Regions from separate parts of the Mus musculus genome. Here region 2 is linked to region 1. The links are chromatin loops, found by intact Hi-C in ENCODE. Cell type or tissue: heart. All regions are shown on one strand.

Region 1 (8,000 bases):
AAGACAGGCTAATTGTGAATATATAAAGATAAGTTGACAGAAGGGAGAGACAATGCAGCATGGCTTGGGTGGCAAAACAGGCTAGTGATTAGAGAAAGCTTGTTTCTGTGCATTTAATGTGAAAACATTCCACTCGATAGTGCTGATTCAGCAGGCACATTACCATGGGAGGCATTTACGTCTGTCTCTCAATCTCCTCTTGGTCAGGCTTTGTGGAAATAAGATCTATAGCAACTGAGAGAATCCTTGGCTAATGGCTAGACGAAAGAGACCTTACAGGTTTCTATCCATAAACTGTTTCAGAGCCTTGGATCACCAGAGTAGCCTACAGGGAAGTAGGAACCATACAGAAGAGAGTAATTTCTGACACAGCCATGATAAACCACACATCCTCCCACATCCAGCTCTAGTAGCTCCTGTGGGTTCACCCTTCAGCCTCCCTCTAAAAACCTTACACCTCATGTAAAGGCGTAACACATAAACATATTTAAAAAGCACATATTCTCACTCTGTCAGCATTTCAATGTATTTTAGACATTTTAGAGATTTGGAAGATCTTTGTGTATGCATGTTCTTATGAGTAAGCATGTAAAATCCTGAAACTGATGCTATGACTGAAATGTGTAGGCTTAGCTCGTGTAAAGGACTACATATACACACAAAAGACCGTCCGCTAACTCATTCTCCTAATCTGTCTCTAAGAACATAGAAGCTGAAGCTATTGCATTTAGATTATTCATAAAAAGCAGTCATTTCTGAAAACAAGCAACACGATAAAGTTGTGTTTGTTCATTTGTGTGTATGTCTCCAGGAGCTATAGAATGTGTTTGCCTAATGCAGAGCTCTAGAGTATGACCTGATCATACAGATGGATTTGTCAAATCACCAACGTTCAGAAACTGTGCAATAAAGCTATGTCTATGTATCCTAGATTATTCATCCTTCACACAAACATAGTAGAAATGACACAGAGGGGGGAAATTATTAATCATGATTTTCAACAAACACCTCGAAAATCAATAATTCAAGTTCCGTATACTAGCCAGCCTCTACCCATCTATCCAGTTAACTTCTGTAAGAACAACTGCAACTGTGTTCTGGTTAATTCTTATTAAACTCAACAGTAAAATAAACCCTTTATTGGCCCCCATCCAGCTTAGTGAAAAACTCCATTCACTCTCCTGCTGAAAGCGAAAGCATTCACTTTTTCACAGACTATGTAGACCTTACAACATTTGCCCCTGGATGGTTTCCATTTCCACAGTTGTGCATGTAATGGCTCAATTTATCATCTCTATTCAGACAACTACGCTCATATACCACAGGTTAGGACAAAAAAGTTCATTTGGGAGGCATGCCAAGAAAGCAGAATGAACTTGGGGGAGGAGGATGACAGAAAGACACAAGAGAAACAGAAGCATCATTAAGCTGGGTGCTACTCTAAGGTACTGCAGGCTATTCGTGTCTACTGGGGATCCAGAGATTCACCTAGATTGGATCCTAATTATCCATTGAAAGGACATAGTCTGAAGCTTTGCCTATTAACTGCCACCCCCCTTAGTTTTGAACTGATCTAATGAATGTTATCTTCCACACACCACCCAGCAGTACCCAAGCTTCATTCCCTGGCACAGGTAAAAGCCCTGAAAAATAAAAGAAAGCACTGTAGTGTGTGCTAGGGTACTTGCTCATAGTGAGTATTGGCAATCTGCTCTGAATCTTTTGCCACAGCTGCAAGGATATGTGGCTCAGGCTATCCAAGGATCTGCCATGGTTCACATTTTATCTCTCCAGTCTATTTATCCATTCCCAACTCTACACAGCATGCTCCTGATCCTAGGGTTCATTTAGATCTCTCACAAATACCACCATCTAAAAACTGCCAGAGAGAACTTTGAAGGGCATCGATAGATTTAAACTCTGACATTTGTTGATGGCATCACCATGATTTTCTGAGCTGTGTTGTGCTTTTGTCAAAGGATGGGGCTAGAATGGCCCTGGCCAAGCTCTAAAACACAAGCATCAGAATTTTTTAAACTATATTGGAACATGTCATCATCAATTGTACTGCCTCTGTCTAAAATAAGAGGTGGTCCTTACAGTTATTTGCTGCCATCTCCAAAGTCTGGGGCAAGGCATCTCCTGTGATTGGCTAAGCCCTGTTTCTTACCAGTTCTGGGCTATATGCTGTCAGGATACTGATCTAAACAGGGATCGCAATGGATATCCAGCTTTCAGTAGTTTTCCTTTCAACAATAGAGTAAAACAAAATGATTTCTAATTATACATTTATTTTAGTATTGCTGGTCAACATTCTCCTACTGAACTGGCTATATCTGCCATTTTCCTCGTGAATAGATAAGTGGCATATATACAGGTAACATGGTTTTACCCTTTCTAAAGAAAGAGTGCCTTTTAAACACTTAGCAACACAGGAAAAGATGACCATAGAGTCACATAATATAGAATCACATAGAAGGCAGATCTTGTTGATAAGTACACATTATGCAAAGTGAAAGGTCTGCCCTGGAATTTCCTTCTTGACTTGTACAGGTAAATCCAGAGGGCCAACAGGATACTCATATTTACTATTTTTATGTCTTTATGCTAACGTTATGTTTCTGTTTGATAGTGGGGGACAGCTTTTTTCGAGACAGTCCTACATAATTCATGCTGGCCTCAAACTCACTATGTAGCTATGAACAGTCAAAGTCCTTGACCCTCCTGCATCCAACTCCCAAGTGCTGGATTACAGACTTACACTACCATAGCTATTAAATGATTTCCTATGACTGGTAGAAAGAGGTGAGGATTTGACTTTAGAATTTGGGTATTTCTAATTGTAGTCATAGTTGACATAGAATAGAGTCATTAGCTGAAAGGGAACAGAGAATCTGCTCTGTCAGATTTCTACTCATTAGCAGATCAGTTAATACATTTAAATATAAACTAAAAATGTCATGGCATACAGGAGAACAGCTGTTTAAGATCTTGACTAGGGAGGTTTCTGATTTTTAAAATAGGCAATAAATAGGAGTAGATTCGTGAGTTTAACATAAATAAGCATGCCTTCTCTAATTTGCCAATGTTATATATAACAATACAAATATACATTTTAAGTTTCTTAGAATTGTTTTCCTAAAAACATACATATTCATGACCAAATGAGCTGCAATTACTCATAACAAATATTTAATATTATAAAAGGCCTAAATTTATGTTGAAAGAAAATGAATTTTGTTCTGTTTAATTATTGTATTCTGTTATTTTGATCAGTGTTTCTGAGGTTTTTGGAAAACTAAAGACCAAATATTCAGTGTATCTTTTTAAGATAATTTCCAAGTAAGATAGGATTCTGAGAATGGGCTGGTAAATCTACCAAGCCCACACTAAAAAGAGGTTCTAGCTTTGGGTCTGTAAATGACTACAATGGTTTCTGCCATGCTGTGAAAGGTGCTATGGGAGCAAGTGGTGTAAGAAGGCACTAGGTGTGCCCATGAAACGGATTAAGTCTGCTGGAAGGACAGAAACTCCTAATTATCCATCAGTCTTCTTTACCTCGGGAACTACAAGAAGCCCCTTAAAAGTTATGTGAATGAAGATATACTAGGAATCTCAAGATGATAAGGCTTATTATTTTTGAGACAGTCGCACAGCATAGCTCAGGCTGAGCTGGACTTCTGTCTTGCAGACTGGCCTTGAAATTGTGACAATTTTCCTGCTTCACTCAGCCTTCTAAGTGCTAGGAGGATTTCTTACTGGCAGAAAAGATACTGTGTCTGCCCTAAGGTACAGTGGTTTGCTGCTCTAGAATGGGAAAAGGGAAGAATGGTAAATCACAAATTTGATCATTATAGAAAACTGTAAAAGGTCTATGGAAAAAGAATCTAAAAGAGGTACACAAATAGGCACTAAAATTTTGCCAAACCTGTTTTAGTCTCTGTGTATGTGTAAACAAAAGAATAAAGAGTTATTTGTGGTACCACAGGTTAACTTACCAGTGTCTAAACTACTGAGGTAACTGACTTCCCCCTCCTGAGCAACAGTTAAACACCAGTATTTCCTCATGGAGGGGGAGGGGCTTTCATCCTGCTCAACTGCCTATAAGACCTCAGGGAGGGCTCAGCCCTCAGGCTCCCTCCATGAGGAGATAGTGATAGACAAAACTTGTACAGTTCTTGTATCACAACCACTAGGAGTTGAAAATGGCAAAACTACCTTTCTTATATTGGGTTTATTAGTAAGACAGTCCAAAGACACATTTGGTGATTTTTATTAAAACAAACCTTAAAACTGGTTGCCTTTCTGAGAAAATGGTCGTTTTCAACTGGTTTTCTTTTTGTGAAAATGAGAGTTTTGGGGTAGTAATCTGCTCTTATCATAAAGTGCTAAAACATAATTTATATTGCTTTTTTGTGAAATGAAGTGAAAATCATGGTTAAACTTGTCTAAGATTTGCAAAGAATCCTTGGAAAGAAACCATTTGCTCTTTCAACTCGTCAGAGCCAATGTTAGAGAAATTGACTTTCCTACATCAGTATTAACGAGCCACGGGGAGAAAAATCAAAGCAAAAGAGGTGCTCAGCCTTATCTTCATTAATCTTAGTGGAGGAAACCATGCTAACATAAGTACGGTTAGGATACTTATGTGCATGTCCTCCATCAGGCTCATTTCCCATCACCCACACAGCAGCTGACAACCAGCTATTAACTCCAACGCCAGAGGACATGACACTCCTTTCTCACCTCCAGGAGGAATGTACACATGTGGTACAGAGACATACATGTAGCCAAAACACTCATACACATGAAACACATTTTGTAAATTGCAGAACAGTTTAATACTGGAAAGTTAGCATGATATTTAACAGAACAAGATTTTGGTTAATAAAGCCCAATTCAAGTTCCAGTTGCCTAACCTATTTGGCCTACCCAAAGGAAGATTTAAGTGGTTTTTGGTTTTTCTGTTGTTGTTGTTTTGTTTTGTTTTTGTTTTGTTGTTTGTTTTGTTTTGTGAAATAGGGTTTCTCTCTGTAGCCCTGGCTGTCCTGGAACTCACTCTGTAGACTAGGCTGGTCTCAAACTCAGAAATCAACCTGCCTCTGCCTCCCAAGTGCTGGGATTAACTGCGTGTGCCACCACTGCCTGGCGGTTGTTCTTGAAAGTGAATTCTTGAGTACTTTCTTATGCCACCTCTAGGACAAGAGAGGGTGGTGGTCATAGCTGGTAGTCCCAGTTCCCATCAGTCACCTGAGCATCAGGCAGAGCTAACTGCTCTTTAGAAAGCACCCTGAGCATGTGCGGACAGGGGAGGAGAAAGATGCCACTGTTCAGAGGAAACAAGGAATGGTCAAGATCACATGAAAAGAATGTGGTACCCTAGGACCTGAAACTAAACTCTTCTGATTCTGCTGTGAAAGCTGACTGGACAGCCTCTGAGAAGTTCTGTCTAAAAGGCAGCAGCGGCATAAGCCTAGGAGCTGATGAAAAGTGAACACCCCAAATGTGGACACTTAGAGGCAGGGGCCCCAGTGCTAAGTTGGAGCAGCTCCTGAGTGTTAGTTATCCCATATATGTTCTGTGAAACATTAGGGGCAGAGTTTATTCATAATACATGAAAACTCTCTAAAACCCAGGCTCAGCCTCTGATGACAGGAGCTACAAGGTTTTATGACGTATCCTATCACTGAAAACCCAGAGCTCCCTTCTGAGAACAGCACTGAAGATGTTCATAAATAAGTTCGTTAATACTGTGTAACTATTTCGACCTGCTTGAATTACAAGGCAGTTAGACAGTAGCATTTCCCCACTACTGTTATTTAGATGACCAGTGTGCCTAAGACAGAGGGGGCATTCTAGCACTCAAAGACAGAGGTGGTCAGAACTCTGTGAGTTCAAGGTCAGCCTGGTCTATGGAGTGAGTCAGGACAGTCAGGACTGTGTAGAGAGACCCTGTTTCAAAACCTAAGAAGAGGAAGTGGAGGAGAAGGAAGAGGAGGGGAAAGAGGAGGAAAGAAAAAAAGAAAGGATGCTAGAAGCATATATTCTATACAGCATCATAGCACTGTATACCTACTAATTCTTATATAAATCCTTTTGTAATGAGGCAGAAATTCTAAAAATTAAAAAAAGGAAAACTACCTATAGTTTCTATTTTGCATATTTTTATTATTTTTTAATCTTTTCTTTTTTACAGTCCAGTCGTTATCCCCCTCTGGGACTGCCCTCTGGCTGTTCTTCATCCCATACCTCCTCTCCTGTCTCCAAGATGTCCCCACTCCACTAGATCTCCATACTCCCTGGGGCTCCAAGTCTCTCAAGGGTTAGGTGCATCTTCCTTCACTGAGTCCAGACCAAGCAGTCCTCTGCTATATGTGTGTTGGGGCCTGGGACCAGCTAGTGTATGCTGTCTGGTAGGTGGCTCAGTATCTGAGAGATCTCAAGGTTCCAGTTAGTCCAGCCTGCTGGTCTTCCCATGGAGTCTTCTTCCAGCTTTTCTCTCCAATGTGCCTGGGAGGCTGGAACCAAATTCCTGGCCTTCCAAGGCTTTGTGGGCTCACAGACTACCAGGACATCTTCTCTGCCCTCTACCTTAGCCAAATCCTCCCACTGCCACCAGGCCAAAAGTGCTTACACATCACCATCTCCTCCCACCAAGACAACTGCCCACATGGTCCCTATTAGAAATTTCCTCTGGAAATCAAGTTCCCCACATTAACGACAGCTTCAAACCCACCATCACCCTCCCGGGTGGTTCATAACAACCTCTAGCTCAAAATGAAGAAACAAAAGGAGCCAGGATCAATGGGGTTCGATCTAGATGCTTTAATAGCATATTTGATTTGCTCCCCCAGCTAGTAGGACACTGGGGCAGGGTGAGGCTGAAGGTGCGGTGAACCTCCAGACTCTTGAGACCCAGGCATCATCAGTTGTCATCCTCATTCACTGATGTGCCACCTGGTTTGAAGAGTTGGCGGAGCTGTTCGTTGTTCTGTACCACCAGACGTACATCCTCTGGAGTTACGCGCTTCCTGCCAGTGGTGTGGGCCACCTCACCAGCCAGTTCGAGGATGTTCGATGTTAAGTACTCGAGCACACTCGTGAGGAATGAAAGTGCGGAAGAGCTCAGGCGACTGGAATGGAATTCCTCTCGTAGGAAACGATCTACAAGGCTAAGAGGAAGCTCACCTCTCTGGGAGCGGGTTCTTTTCTGTCTTCTTCGCCTTTGCATTTTCTTGGCCATGATGTCTGTGTGGAGGTTTTGGCTCAGATGGCCTTCTCTGTTGGCCCGAGGCTCTCCAAATAACCAACCTTCTCACCCACCTAAGAAGTTATCCTTGAGAGGACTTTGTTACAACATACTTTATGATATCACTGGTAGCCACTGAACTCTGGTGTTCAGTGCAGAAATGCCCATATTAGGAAACAGCACATCTTACTGAATATGTCCTTTTTATCTTTTCTCATTTTCATGTGTGTGTGAGACTGTGTGAGTGAATGTTTGCATGTGCTCCTGTGTCCTGTGTGGCCACACATATGATTCCTAAGGCCTGAAGTTGGGAACTAGACTCACCCTTGATCAGTCTTTTATCTTATTAACTAAGATGAGATCTCTCAATCCAAGCCAGAGCTCACCAATATAGTCTTACTAGCCTCCTTGCTCTGGAGATTCTGTCTTAGCCTCACACAACTGGAATTGTAGGCAGGCCACCAAGCCCACCTGGTTATATCCTCCTCTTATGGGAACTCTTTCTCTTAGATTTTTACAATCTGACAAGGCCTACGTGTTCATGTTTTCTTCTTGATATGATGAAATGTTTCTAGGTTTTAGAATCTAATAGGATAGGTAACATTTATCATGGCACAACACTGTACTTATAGTAAAACTGAGCTAGAGAAAGTACCCAAGGAGCTGGTGGCAGCTGCAACTCTATAGGTGAAACAACAATATGAACTAGCCAGTAACCCCCGGAGCTCCCGTCTCTAGCTGCATATGTATC
Region 2 (8,000 bases), 270 kb before region 1:
ACAATTTGCTAAACACATGAAACTCAAGAAAAATGAAGACTGAAGTGTGGACACTATGCCCCTCCTTAGAAGTGGGAACAAAACACCCTTGTAAGGAGTTACAGAGACAAAGTTTGGAGCTGAGATGAAAGGATGGACCATGTAGAGACTGCCATATCCAGGGATCCACCCCATAATCAGCATCCAAACGCTGACACCATTGCATACACTAGCAAGATTTTATCGAAAGGACCCAGATGTAGCTGTCTCTTGTGAGACTATGCCGGGGCCTAGCAAACACAGAAGTGGATGCTCACAGTCAGCTAATGGATGGATCACAGGGCTCCCAATGGAGGAGCTAGAGAAAGTACCCAAGGAGCTAAAGGGATCTGCAACCCTATAGGCGGAACAACATTATGAACTAACTAGTACCCCAGAGCTCTTGACTCTAGCTGCATATGTATCAAAAGATGGCCTAGTCGGCCATCACTGGAAAGAGAGGCCCATTGGACTTTCAAACTTTATATGCCCCAGTACAGGGGAACGTCAGGGCCAAAAAGGGGGAGTGGGTGGGTATGGGGGACTTTTGGTATAGCATTGGAAATGTAAATGATCTAAATACCTAATAAAAAATTAAAAAAAAAAAAAGAATTCACTTTCAAGAACAACCGCCAGGCAGTGGTGGCACACGCAGTTAATCCCAGCACTTGGGAGGCAGAGGCAGGTGGATTTCTGAGTTTGAGACCAGCCTGGTCTACAGAGTAAGTTCCAGGACAGCCAGGGCTACAGAGAGAAACCCTATTTCACAAAACAAAACAAAACAAAACAACAACAAAACAAAACAACAACAACAAAAACAAAAACAAAAGACCACTTAAATCTTACTTTGGGTAGGCCAAATAGGTTAGGAAACTGGAACTTGAATTGGGCTTTACTAACCAAAATCTTATTCTGTTAAAAATCATGCTAACTTTCCAGTATTAAACTGTTCTGCAATTTACAAAATGTGTTTCATGTGTATGAGTGTTTTGGCTACATGTATGTCTGTGTACCAAATGTGTACATTCCTCCTGGAGGCAAGAAAGGAGTGTCATGTCCTCTGGCATTGGAGTTAATAGCTGGTTGTAAGCTGCTGTGTGGGTGTTGGGAAATGAACCTGATCCTCTAAACGTGCTCTTAACCTCAGAGTCATTCTCCAGGCCCTCTTCTTAAACTGGTCATTTACATGGTCTGAAAAGCACTTACATTATGACATGAGAAGCCTGTGCCTAAGATCCTATTCTCTAAAATCACTGAAGTCCATTGTTACTGGACTCTGAAAAACTTGTTGGTTCTTTATAGATAAAAAAAAAATAGAGAAGAATGAAACCTAAGTCCTTGTAGTTCACTGGTGACTTCTAATAATTTTCACATGTGAACAATCAGGTGAGAGTGCATAATAGATATAATACATCTGATTATACCCCTGGAATTAGGAGTAGAAAATTGATATGCAAAATAAGATAACAAAACTAATATAAAAAGATTATTTTGGCCAAAATAGCTCTAATAATGACACATCTCAAAGACACATGCAATAATTTGTAGGTGTGTATGTGCTAATAAAGCTACATAGAAAAGTGTAATATGAATTCTTATTCAAAAATTACTGTTATATGATACCTAACAAAAATTTAAAAGGGAAGATTTGAAGTCTTTTTTCTTAATTTACTGAAATAACAACTGGCAACACCATAATTTTATTACCAAACATCATGAGGGACGGCAACAACAGGACCCTGATAATTAAAAGTTGAGCTCTATAATCTGTTGCCAAGTATCTAGTATTGGTTCCCAGGCCCTTGTGGATATGAAGATATGATTCAGGCTTAAGTACATTACATAGAGTAGTGTTATATTTACTTATAATATACACCCATTTTTCCTATATTTTATCTTATTATCTGATTTGAACAGGAATTTGCTATCTTGCCTAGGCTCATCTCATATTTGGGAGCAGAAGTGATTCTCCTACGTCAGCTTCCTAAGTATCTTGAACTACAGGCAGGTACCACTACACGTGGCTCTTCCTTAATGCCAGCTACAGGTCACTTATAAACAGCACAATATAAATGGAATGTAAATAGCTTTTCTTCTTGATTGTTTAGGGGAGGATGAAAACGAACTATACTTCTTCATTACACAGTTTTCTAACATTTTCAGTCTGCAGTTGGTTGAATTGTAGATGGAGAACCTGCACATAAGAATCCTAACCGTACTTATGCTAGCATGGTTTCCTCCACTAAAATTAATGAAGATAAGGCTGAGCACCTTTTTTGCTTTGATTTTCTCCCCGTGGCTCGTTAATACTGATGTAGGAAAGTTAATTTCTCTAACATTGGCTCTGATGAGTTGAAAGAGCAAATGCTTTCTTTCCAAGGACTCTTTGCAAATCTTAGACAAGTTTAACCATGATTTTCACTTCATTTCACAAAAAAGCAATATAAATTATGTTTTAGCACTTTATGATAAGAGCAGATTACTACCCCAAAACTCTCATTTTCACAAAAAGAAAACCAGTTGAAAACGACCATTTTCTCAGAAAGGCAACCAGTTTTAAGGTTTGTTTTAATAAAAATCACCAAATGTGTCTTTAGACTGTCTTACTAATAAACCCAATACAAGTAAGTTAGTTTTGCCATTTTCAACTCTTAGTGGTTGTGATACAAGAACTGTACAAGTTTAGTCTATCACTATCTCCTCATGGAGGGAGCCTGAGGGCTGAGCCCTCCCTGAGGTCTTATAGGCAGTTGAGCAGGATGAAAGCTCCTCCCCCTCCATGAGGAAATACTGGTGTTTAACTGTTGCTCAAGAGGGGGAAGTCAGTTACCTCAGTAGTTTAGACACTGGTAAGTTAACCTGTGGTACCACAAATAACTCTTTATTCTTTTATTTACACATACACAAAGACTAAAACAGGTTTGGCAAAATTTTAGTGCCTATTTGTGTTCCTCTTTTAGATTCTTTTTCCATAAACCTTTTACAGTTTTCTATAATGGTCAAATTTGTCATTTACAATTCTTCCCTTTTCCCATTCTAGAGCAGCAAACCACTGTACTTTAGGGCAGACACAGTATCTTTTCTGCCAGTAAGAAATCCTCCTAGCACTTAGAAGGCTGAGTAAAGCAGGAAAATTGTCACAATTTCAAGGCCAGTCTGCAAGACAGAAGTCCAGCTCAGCCTGAGCTATGCTGTGCAACTGTCTCAAAAATAATAAACCTTATCATCTTGAGATTCCTAGTATATCTTCATTCACATAACTTTTAAGGGGCTTCTTGTAGTTCCAGAGATAAAGAAGACTGATGGATAATTAGGAGTTTCTGTCCTTCCAGCAGACTTAATCCGTTTCATGGGCACACCTAGTGCATTCTTACACCACTTGCTCCCATAGCACCTTTCACAGCATGGCAGAAACCATTGTAGTCATTTACAGACCCAAAGCTAGAACCTCTTTGTAGTGTGGGCTTGGTAGATTTACCAGCCCATTCTCAGAATCCCATCTTACTTGGAAATTATCTTAAATAGATACACTGAATATTTGGTCTTTAGTTTTCCAAAAACCTCAGAAATACTGATCAAAATAACAGACTACAATAATTCAACAAAACAAAAATCATTTTCTTTCAACATAAATATAGGATTTTTACGATCTTAAATATTTGTTATGAGCAATTCTACCACATTTGGTCATGAATATGTATGTTTTTAGGAAAACAATTCTAAGAAACTTAAAATGTATATTTGTATTTTTATATATAACATTGGCAAATTAGAGAAGGCATGCTTATTTATGTTAAACTCATGAATCTACTCCTATTTACTATTTTAAAAATCAGAAACCTCCCTAGTCAAAATATTAAACAGCTGTTCTCCTGTATGCCATGACATTTTTAGTTTATATTTAAATGTATTAACTGATCTGCTAAAGAGTAAAAATCTGACAGAGCAGATTCTCTGTTCCCTTTCAGCTAATGACTCTATTCTATGTCAACTATGACTACAATTAGAAATACCCAAATTCTAAAGTCAAATCCTCACCTCTTTCTACCAGTCATAGGAAATCATTTAATAGCTATGGTAGTATAAGTCTGTAATCCAGCACTTGGGAGTTGGATGCAGGAGGGTCAAGGACTTTGACTGTTCATAGCTACATAGTGAGTTTGAAGCCAGCATGAGTCTCGAAAAAAGCTGTTCCCCACAAATCAAACTGAAACATAACGTTAGCATAAAGACATAAAAATAGTAAATAGGAGTATCCTGTTGGCCCTCTGGATTTACCTGTACAAGTCAAGAAGGAAATTCCAGGGCAGACCTTTCACTTTGCATAATGTGTACTTGTCAACAAGATCTGCCTTCTATGTGATTCTATATTATGTGACTCTATGGTCATCTTTTCCTGTGTTGCTAAGTGTTTAAAAGGCACTCTTTCTTTAGAAAGGGTAAAACCATGTTACCTGTATATATGCCACTTATCTATTCATGAGGAAAATGGCAGATACAGCCAGTTCAGTAGGAGAATGTTGACCAGCAATACTAAAATAAATGTATAATTAGAAATCATTTTGTTTTACTCTATTGTTGAAACGAAAACTACTGAAACCTGTATATCCATTACGATCCCTGTTTATATCAGTATGCTGACAGCATATAGCCCAGAACTGGTAAGAAACAGGGCTTAGCCAATCACAGGAGATGCCTTACCCCAGACTTTGGAGATGGCAGCAAATAACTGTAAGGACCACCTCTTCTTTTAGACAGAGGCAGTACAATTAATGATGACATGTTCCAATATAGTTTAAAAAATTCTGATGCTTGTGTTTTAGAGCTTGGCCAGGGCCATTCTAGCCCCTTTGACAAAAGACAACAGAGCTCAGAAAATAGTGGTGATGCCATCATCAAATGTCAGAGTTTAAATCTATCGATGTGCTTCGAAGTTCTCTCTGGCAGTTTTTAGATGGTGGTATTTGTGAGACATCTAAATGAACCCTAGGATTAGGAGCATGCTGTGTAGAGTTGGGAGTGGATATATAGACTGGAGAGATAAAATGTGAACCATGGCAGATCCTTGGATAGCCTGAGCCACATATCCTTGCAGCTGTGGCAAAAGATTCAGAGCAGATTGCCAATACTCAATATGAGCAAGTACCCTAGCACACACTACAGTGCTTTCTTTTATTTTTCAGGGCTTTTACCTGTGCCAGGGAATGAAGCTTGGGTACTGCTGGGTGGTGTGTGGAAGATAACATTCATTGGATCAGTTCAAAACTAAGTGGGGTGGCAGTTAATAGGCAAAGCTTCAGACTATGTCCTTTCAATGGATAACTAGGATCCAGTCTAGGTGAATCTCTGGATCCCCAGTAGACACAAATAGCATGCAGTACCTTAGAGTAGCACCCAGCTTAATGATGCTTCTGTTTCTCTTGTGTCTTTCCATCTTCTGCCTCCACCAAGTTCATTTCTTGGCATGCCTCCCAAATGAAGTTTCTTGTCTTAACCTGTGGTATTTGAGAGTAGTTGTCTGAATAGAGATGATAAATTGAGCCATGGCATGTACAACTGTGGAAACTGAAAGCATCCAAGGGCAAACATTGTAAGATCTACATAGTCTGTGAAAAAGTGAATGCTTTCACTTTCAGCAGGAGAGTGAATGGAGTTTTTCACTAAGCTGGATGGGGGCCAATAAAGGGTTTATTTTACTGTTGAGTTTAATAAGAATTAACCAGAACACAGTTGCAGTTGTTCTTACAGAAGTGAACTGGACAGATGGGTAGAGGCTGGCTAGTATAGGGAACTTGAATTATTGATTTTTGAGGTGTTTGTTGGAAATCATGATTAATAATTTCCTCCCTCTTTGTCATTTCTACTATGTTTGTGTGAAGGATGAATGAAGTAGGATACATAGATCTAGCTTTTTTGCATAGTTTTTGAACTTTGGTGATTTGACAAATCCATCTGTATGATCAGGTCATACTCTAGAGCTCTGCATTAGGCAAACACATTCTATAGCTCCTGGGGACATACACACAAATAAGCAAACACAACTTTATCGTGTTGCTTGTTTTCAGAAATGACTGCATTTTATGAATAATCTAAATGCAATAGCTTCAGTTTCTATGTTCTTAGAGACAGATTAGGAGAATGAGTTAGCGGACGGTCTTTTGTGTGTATATGTAGTCCTTTACAGGAGCTAAGCCTACACATTTCAGTCATAGCATCAGTTTCAGGATTTTACATGCTTACTCATAAGAACATGCATACACAAAGATCTTCCAAATCTCTAAAATGTCTAAAATACATTGAAATGCTGACAGAGTGAGAATATGTGCTTTTTAAATATGTTTATGTGTTACGCTTTTACATGAAGTGTAAGGTTTTTAGAGGGAGGCTGAAGGGTGAACCCACAGGAGCTACTAGAGCTGGATGTGGGAGGATGTGTGGTTTATCATGGCCGCATCAGAAATTACTCTCTTCTGTATGGTTCCTACTTCCCTGTAGGCTACTCTGGTGATCCAAGGCTCTGAAACAGTTTATGGATAGAAACCTGTAATGTCTCTTTCGTCTAGCCATTAGCCAAGGATTCTCTCAGTTGCTATAGATCTTATTTCCACAAAGCCTGACCAAGAGGAGATTGAGAGACAGACGTAAATGCCTCCCATGGTAATATGCCTGCTGAATCAGCACTATCGAGTGGAATGTTTTCACATTAAATGCACAGAAACAAGCTTTCTCTAATCACTAGCCTGTTTTGCCACCCAAGCCATGCTGCATTGTCTCTCCCTTCTGTCAACTTATCTTTATATATTCACAATTAGCCTGTCTTCCTTTCCACTTAATTCTTTATATCCTTTAGTCATATCTCTAATGCCATCTTAAGTATCAAAGCTTCTTCTAATGACCATCAGGAGTGGTTAAGAACGCTTGCTCTTAGGTTTGGTTCCCAGCATCCCCATTTTGTCTTACAAGCATCTGTGTCTCCAGTTCCAGGTTATCTGACCCCCTCTTCTGACTTCTGCTGGTGCCAGGCACAATAATGAAATGATTCAACATAATCTCTTTTAGTTTAGGAAGTATATATGATCATCTGTATAATTACTGTGCTGTGCAACAGCATGCCAGAATTTACTAGTACTATCTGATTATAACTTAGTGCTCATGCTTTGACACATCAGTGCCACTCACCCTCACTGCCACACCCCATTATTCTCCACAGTCTCATACTGTGTGGTCAGGGATTTTAGAGTCCACACATGAATGAGATCATCTGGTACTTTGAGTATAAGGGTTTTGTCATTTGATTCAACTACTTAAAATTTCTTTTCTTTCCACAAATGACAAGATTAATCCTTTTTATAGCTGAGTAGAATTCCATTATATATATGGGATATATTTATATTTGTATATATACATATATATTCATATATATTATATATATTCATAGTGTCTTAGTCAGGGTCTCTATTCCTGCACAAACATCATGACCAAGAAGCAAGTTGGGGAGGAAAGGGTTTATTCGGCTTACACTTCCATACTGCTGTTCATCACCAAAGCAAGTCAGGTCTGGAACTCAAGCAGGTCAGGAAGCAGGAGCTGATGCAGAGGCCATGGGGGGATGTTCCTTACTAGCTTGCCTCCCCTGGCTTGCTCAGCCTGCTCTCTTATAGAACCCAAGACTACCAGCCCAGAGATGGTCCCACCCACAAGGGGCCTTTCCCCCTTGATCACTAATTGAGAAAATGCCTTACAGTTGGATCTCATGGAGGCATTTCCTCAACTGAAGCTCCTTTCTCTGTGATAACCCCAGCTGTGTCAAGTTGACACAAAACTAGCCAGTACAATTGACCCCTTGTCAACTTGACACACAAACACATCACTAGTAAGCCTCAATCCTTACATTCTTATTCATCCCCAAGATCTAAATAACTTTAAAAGTCCCACAGTCTTTACATATTCTTAAATTTTCAATTTCTTTAAAATATCCATCT

The links. Peaks named below come from ENCODE experiments on the same cell type or tissue, not always from the same donor. Only the 100,000 strongest peaks of a DNase experiment are listed, where the experiment ranks them.
Region 2: it touches region 1 in a loop (9-fold over the local background); 8 of 42 quality-filtered maps call a loop at or near these places.

The regions. Positions count from the first base shown.
Region 1 is chrX:9,283,102-9,291,101 of GRCm38, reverse strand. All of the region lies in intron 2 of Xk (X-linked Kx blood group), which reads right to left. H2al1m (H2A histone family member L1M) reads right to left here and starts at 7,338. Exons shown (of 1, transcript NM_029588.3): 1 at 6,814-7,338. The coding sequence starts at 7,243. The coding sequence ends at 6,926. In heart, no CTCF peak of the experiment used is centred here; no DNase peak of the experiment used is centred here.
Region 2 is chrX:9,557,627-9,565,626 of GRCm38, reverse strand. No RefSeq gene overlaps it. Among named protein-coding and RNA genes, the nearest start is that of H2al1o, 11 kb to the left of the region's middle. In heart, no CTCF peak of the experiment used is centred here; no DNase peak of the experiment used is centred here.